2 separate regions of the Homo sapiens genome follow, and region 1 is linked to region 2. A link is a contact called in ENCODE Hi-C or POLR2A ChIA-PET data. All regions are on one chromosome and are shown on one strand. Each heading gives the region's core, a stretch centred on a gene start or an enhancer-like site at or near the end of the contact. The rest is flanking DNA. Distances are from core to core; before and after follow the strand shown. Region 1 has its middle 54 kb from the start of TPD52L1. Region 2 overlaps RNF217 (ring finger protein 217).

The links. Hi-C counts contacts between places; a loop is a spot of excess contacts on that map. ChIA-PET counts read pairs that join two places held with the same protein, here RNA polymerase II (POLR2A). Pooled maps may share reads with other maps.
Region 1: a map of heart right ventricle shows a loop between it and region 2 (2.8-fold over the local background). The contact joins two enhancer-like sites. A Hi-C loop is called at or near these places in 6 of 168 maps with a recorded cell type or tissue (K562, Right ventricle myocardium inferior, ascending aorta and 3 more) and 3 of 50 pooled maps. POLR2A ChIA-PET finds 5 or more read pairs at or near these places in 3 of 52 experiments (H1, HEK293 and MCF 10A).

Annotation. Positions count from the first base shown.
Region 1 is chr6:125,098,357-125,101,398 of GRCh38, forward strand. No RefSeq gene overlaps it. Among named protein-coding and RNA genes, the nearest start is that of TPD52L1, 54 kb to the right of the region's middle. Within about 2 kb of position 1,400, at least 5 of the 41 ENCODE cell types and tissues checked have a DNase peak (open chromatin) inside an H3K27ac peak, as active enhancers do.
Region 2 is chr6:125,011,406-125,014,756 of GRCh38, forward strand. All of the region lies in intron 1 of RNF217 (ring finger protein 217), which reads left to right. Among named protein-coding and RNA genes, the nearest start is that of RNF217-AS1, 50 kb to the left of the region's middle. Within about 2 kb of position 2,031, at least 3 of the 41 ENCODE cell types and tissues checked have a DNase peak (open chromatin) inside an H3K27ac peak, as active enhancers do.

The sequences.
Region 1 (3,042 bases), core at 150-2,649, 86 kb after region 2:
TCAGCTGAGAACACTCCAGAGTGGGTTCAGCTTAGAACTGTCAGTCATCAACACTCTCAGGCTGGGCAGTGAACGAATCAGCCCCCGGAGTGGGTGGGTGGGATGAGACAGAGTAGCTTGGGGCAGGAGGAGAGGTGTGGGGAAAGGTGAGAGGTGGAGGTGAAACCTGGATAGCACGTTCCAAGTTAACCTCTCCAGTCCTTGCTCACTGTTGAGACATTGGGATCCCCCCCAACCCCCGACATTAAACAGAACTCTTCCTTCCACCATGCTCTATTAATATAATCACCAACAGATTGGTTATTTATTTTTGCTTATATTATGCATGAGGCCCTCTAGCAAGAACGTGAATTCCATGAGGTCACGGATCATGTTCTATTCATTTTTGGGTCCCCTCCACCGTCTATGGTAACTGGCAGGTACATCATAGGCATTGAAACGTTTGAGGAACAAATTACAAAACTATAAAACAAAAAAGTTTTATAAGAGACGTGCCCAAGACGCCTCAACTTCAGAATGGTGAAGCCAGGGATTCCAACTGGGTCTCCCTTCTCCAGAGTTGTAAGTGCACTAGGTTAGAATCAGCGGAAGAGTGGGAAATGGGAAGAACACGAAGCTGGAAATGGGAAACCTTAGTTCCAGCCTTGGTTTTCATCCTCCAACTGGCATGCTAACTTGCCCTCTCTGGGCTTCCTAGGTCTCTTATTCCTTATATTGGAGGTGTTGTTATGGATAATTTCAAAACAAATCTTTATCTAGCGCCTACTATGCGTTCACATAGTCTGTTCACGTGTATGTAATCCTTACAACCCCTCTGTGGTGTTATTAGTATCCTCGTTTTATAAACAATGTGGGAAAGAAAACAACAAAGCTAAGCCCAGCTAAACTAAAAAATAAAAAATAAAAAATACAGTTCAATGGTTTGTTTGAGGTCACATAGCAAAGGCTCAACTCAAACTCAGGTCTCCTGCTTGCCAGTCTGCGGTTCCTGCCATGGGGAAATTCTGTTATCTTTGAAGAAAATAATAAGTAAGGGAAGAGAGAGATGCCCTTTCACAACTGCAAAATTCTCTCCTCCCCAGTTTCCAGCTCCCATCATCAACAAAGAAAACCACGAAAACAAAAACAAATCCGGATTGCCTTTGTCCACAGTATAGAGGGCGGGGGCGGGGGCGGGGGCGAGGGCGAAGGCGAGGGCGTCGGCGGGGCTGCAGCCTCCACGCAGAGACCACTGATGGCTCCGCGCCGCTCAGTTGATCCCTTCCCACTGCACGGAGCGGGAGACTAAAGGCCCACTGCCCATGGCTGCGAAAACCTTCCTTCGGGAACGCGGAGCTAGTGCACGGGGGCATGTTCTTCCCCCGCAGCCCTGGCAAGCAGAGGCCGGCGGCCTGTGGCGCGGGGCAGTTGTGCTGGCTGCCGGGCGGGGCTGCTCTGGGTCTGGGTGCACGGAGAGGAGCGCGGAGTGAAGCGCACGGTGCACACTGCGGGGCGCTGCTTGTCACCTCCCTGCCCCTCCCTCTGCCCTCCCCCGCTGTCCGGAGCACAGTCCCGGGAGGGCGGATGTCCCCTGGGAAGATGCGCGAGGAGAGCGACTGGGAGGCAGCTAGCAGCACCTGCGTGTGGGCAACACGACCCGAGGCTGTCTCCATTGCCTGCGTGCTGAAAGCATAAAAGCTTTTTTTTTTCTTTTTTTGAGGAAGTAAATGTGTAAATTAAATTACTTTGGTGGGGGTTAGAAAACAGTTTTCCTCAGTGTCATGGTGACATCTTCCATCTGCCAGTTCACTTTTCATAAACCTGCTGATACATTTTCTACATCTCATTAAAAAGGTAACCCAAAAGAAAAGTAACGGGGGGAGAAGGAGATGAAAGGGAGAGAGAAAGGAAAGACAAAACGAAGAGAAAGTTAAAAAAAATAGACTAGGAAAGAGGGCCCACCAGGAACCAGGAGGAGCCCTGGGGATGGGGTCGGGACGAAAGCTGGCAAGAATTTCGGCTGAGTTCCTTTAACAAGTAGAAACGTGCGGGGTTGTGTGCGATTTTCCTGGAAAATCCTCACAACCCTATGAGATAAACATTATTCCCATTTCAGAGATGAGGAAAGTGAAGTCAGGACAGAGTTGCATCATCAATCTGATTTGAATACCAAGGGCAAGTTTTTTCCCACTACATCAGGGTATCCTGATCCGTTTTAAACTATTAGAATCACCGTTGTTGCATTATTTATTAGCCTTGACAGAGACTGAATAACCTCCCCCATCACAGAGTCTGCAAGGACAGAGGTGTGATCTAAACCTGGGCCTGGGAGCCCTGAGCTATCAAGCTAGACTGCTTCTCAGAGCCCTTCTCTTGTTAACCAGGGACTCTGAGGCAGGGTACCCAAACTGTCCTTTGACATCTGCAACTCTAAAAGAGTAATTGGAAATTGGGGAATAATAACACAACAGATAGAAGTTTTTGTTCCCATCAAATGAGACAGTGTATATGAAAGTACATAGCATAATACCAGTTATTTTCTTTCTGACATTCAATTCATTGAAAGTTTATTCAACATTACTTATTCAGTTTATTAGTAGTAGTAGTAGTAGTAAGCATGTTTAGGGCCCCTCCTGTGTTATTAGACATACCCTGTATGTGGATCTTGGTGAAGGCTGGGCTCCAATCCTGGTCTTGTGGAGAGTACTAGGCAAAGATTTAGGACAAATGGATTCCTATCTTGAATTCTTACATTAATTTGCTCTGTGATATTGGCATAGCCACATACCTTCCCAGACTTTGGTCTAAAATCAAGGAGTGCAAGGGTAGTCTCTAAGATCTCTTTCAGCAATGAAATGTGGGTCCATGTAACCTATATTTAAAGTTAGTTCCAACTGTTCAGTTCTATTATTTCTGTAATCCAGACAGGCCCTGTCAAGCAGCTGTGCATCTGCATACTCCCATAGGCTGGGTCTCTACCTCCTCCTCCTCCTCCTCCTCCTCCTCCTCCTCCTCCTCCTAACTCCTACTTCTCCATCGTCCTCAGCCCCAGCATTTTCTCCT
Region 2 (3,351 bases), core at 781-3,280:
GGATAGACAATCACTTATTGGGCCAGATACGTGTTCAATTGGGTTTTAGACCCAGCATGCTCCAATTCCAGAGCCCCCTACTTTGTTCATCTCACCTCATGATTTTCAGTTTCTTGATCTATTATTTTTGCCTTGTTAACAATTTTTAAATATAATTACTTGGAAAAAAATCACTCGGTTAATGTCTGAAAGCATCTACTGACATTAGTGTAGATACATTTTTAATTGGATTAGATCCCATAGTTTTATATGAGAGAGCAAGGAGTGTCAGGTTCTAAAAAAGTCACCTTTAATTTTTTTAAAAATGATTTACTAGGAACCCAGTATTATTTCTTTCATGGAATTTTCCCATCTAGTTCTTTACTTTTCATTGCATTTCACTTTTCTTTTCTTTGCTCATTTTCCTCTGTATCTACTTTGATCAGCTGTGATGTTCAAAGAAACTCTTCTCGGTGAGATAATAACTGCCAGCCCTAGTTTTTGGTGCTGAGTTCTTGACTCTTTCCTCTGTCTTCATATGCATTTTAGTGTGATTTGGAGTCCCCACCAGGAGGGGCTGGCCAGATGCATCTTTAAAATCAAAAGCCACTTTCTACTTTTAAAAGGATACTCATTGAACAAATATATACTGAATCTAATTAAAAGCCTTAGATTAAATGAAAGAGATAGTCAGAGGTAGTTTGATATGTAGTCTCGCAAAAGAAAAAGATACTTAAAAAGAAACAATAAGAAACTACCAAGGAATAAAAAACTATGAAGGAATAGGAAGGAATTGAAGCACTTTAAATGTTTCCAAATATTTAAAATATAGCATATACAATACTAAAAATGAAAGCATTGCTAAGAGCTATCCTGGTAAGCACAACAGAATGACTATGTTTCAGTTTGAACAGCTTATATGACAGAATTTGGATAGTTTTTGCAAATTAACATTTACTGATGAATTTGAGATATGTACAATGGATACTTTAAAGGTACTCCGTCATGTCTACAGTGTGTTTTTATGTATACCCATTTTATATATGCCCACTGAATATACCCATTTTTGGGTAATGGTTCACAATTGTTTATACTACTTTGGATCTTCTGTTTAAAATATATTTGCATGATTATAATTTAACGTGAACCTCATTGATAATGGTGGATTTATAACCAGAATATTTGACATATTCTTAGAAAGCATTAGTTTTGTGTTTTGCAGAAATTTATTCTATGCAGAATTTTCATGAATTTGTTCCTATGTTTTCCTTTGGTGCTCCTTAGCATAATATGGTAGCAGACAGCCTTGGGAGTTAAAGTTATATTTTACTTTTGTAATGTGCAAGTGTCACTAATATTTGAATAAAGTAGATGTGATGCTTTAATTTGATTTGATTTTTGGCTTTGCTAGCAAATCTGTGTTCATCTTTGAATTTCTTATTTATATGCTTATGTTTTGATCACTATATTCCACTTCCTTTTCAAATCCTTATTTCATAACTCCTTAAATTGAAGGTATATTTTCAGAACTTCTAGTAAAATATCTTTGAACAACCCAGTCTTTTTCATGGGTAGTTTTTCAGATATAGAATATTAAATGTTTATTTCCAGAAAGTTAGCATTTCTATCTTGATTCTTCTTCAATGCCCATAAGAAGAAAAGAATTGAAACATACTTGAAATAATTGACATTTAGTTCTGATTTTTTTTCATTGTTTCAGTATGAAACAATATATTCACCTATTCATGTATTATAAACTGTTCATGGTTCTGGGGATATAGCAGTTAACCAAAATGAGTCCCTGTTTTTTGGAGATTATAATTTAGTGAGAAGAAACAGGTAATAAACAAATATACATAACAGGACAGGGGTGATAATGGTTAATATTACCAGAAAAACAAAGCTAACATAAGAGGAAGGGTAGGAATAGGCCAAAAAGAAAGGTAGGTGCTTGCATGTTTTGTGTATGTGTGTGTGTGTGTGTGTGTGTGTGTGTGTGTGTGTGCTGTTTTTGAGAGCATGGTCGTGGAACGGTTCATTGATGAGGGGATGTTCATAAGAGACCTGAATGATGCAAGAAAATGAGTCATGAAACATCTAGAGGGGGAGCTTTCCAGGGAGAAGGTCAAGCAGGTACCACAGCCCTGAGGCCAGAATATGTCTGGGAAAAAAAAAAAAGTAGTCTGAAAGCTTTGGCTGTTTTCTTTTAGTAAAGACTTATAGAGTTCGTATTCAGCTACCATATCTAATTCATGTTAAATAGCACAGTAAAAGAGAAGTATGTGAATTCTGAGAAAATGGATATATAATACCAAGAATACTCCATATATATCAATTACATCCCAGTCATTCATTGTGTCATCTCACTGAGTGGTAACCAGAAAGAGCACAAGATTTTTAGTCTAGCAGATCTATTTCCAAATCCCCATTCTTCTGTCATGTACCTACTGAGTGATGTTTCTAAGGCAAAGGACATGTAACAGCAGCAACAATAAAAGCAGTTCTTATTTATTAATTTATGAAATGTGTTAACATAAATCCTAGAAACATAATGCCCCGCTGACTACATGTGCAAGTTATACTGTCATCCTGTCTCTGTTTATAAAAGAAATTTATTTTATTTAAGATTTTTATTTGTCTGCCTGTTGTTCTCTGAATGGGAACTGACTCTGGATTTCATTCAGGGCTAGTGTGTACACACATACAGAGGATGCTGTTTGCTTAGACAACCTCAGGTAGCACCATTTACATTGTTTTCCCTGGAGTTGGTCAGAATGGATGGTCATTAACTAAATCAAGTGATCCTGGAATAGATTGAAAGCTCTTGCATGCCTTTATCAAAATACCACCATAGAGTAGATGGGAAGAGATTTTGGAAATAGTGATAGCAATCACTCACAGTTATTGAGTTTGTACTGCTCTAAATTCCAGGCTGTACTCTAAATGCCTTGCATGGATTAGCTCACCACAGCCTCGGTACAATTCTGTGAGGTATATGTAGATGAGGAAACTGAATTACAGAGAGAAAAATCAAATTATAATTGATATCAAGCTCTGCTTTCCTCTTATTTAATGTTATCATTAAGTTATTTGGTACAGCTATTGTTCAAACAGTGTATATGCCTTTCTGATGCAGGAAATGAGCTATGAATCCATCTCTGTGATGATTGCATCATCTCACTGTAGCTGGAGTAATCAGCCTCCAGAGATAACTGAATCTTTTAGCCAATTATGGTCAGAAGCAGTTCAAAATCACACACACTAAAACCAAACTTTTCTCATGGGTTAGAGTCTTAACATTCTGATAGTATGAAAACTTCCTTCTCCCAGTGATTCATTCATTTACCTGGGATACAATCTTCCCATGAACTC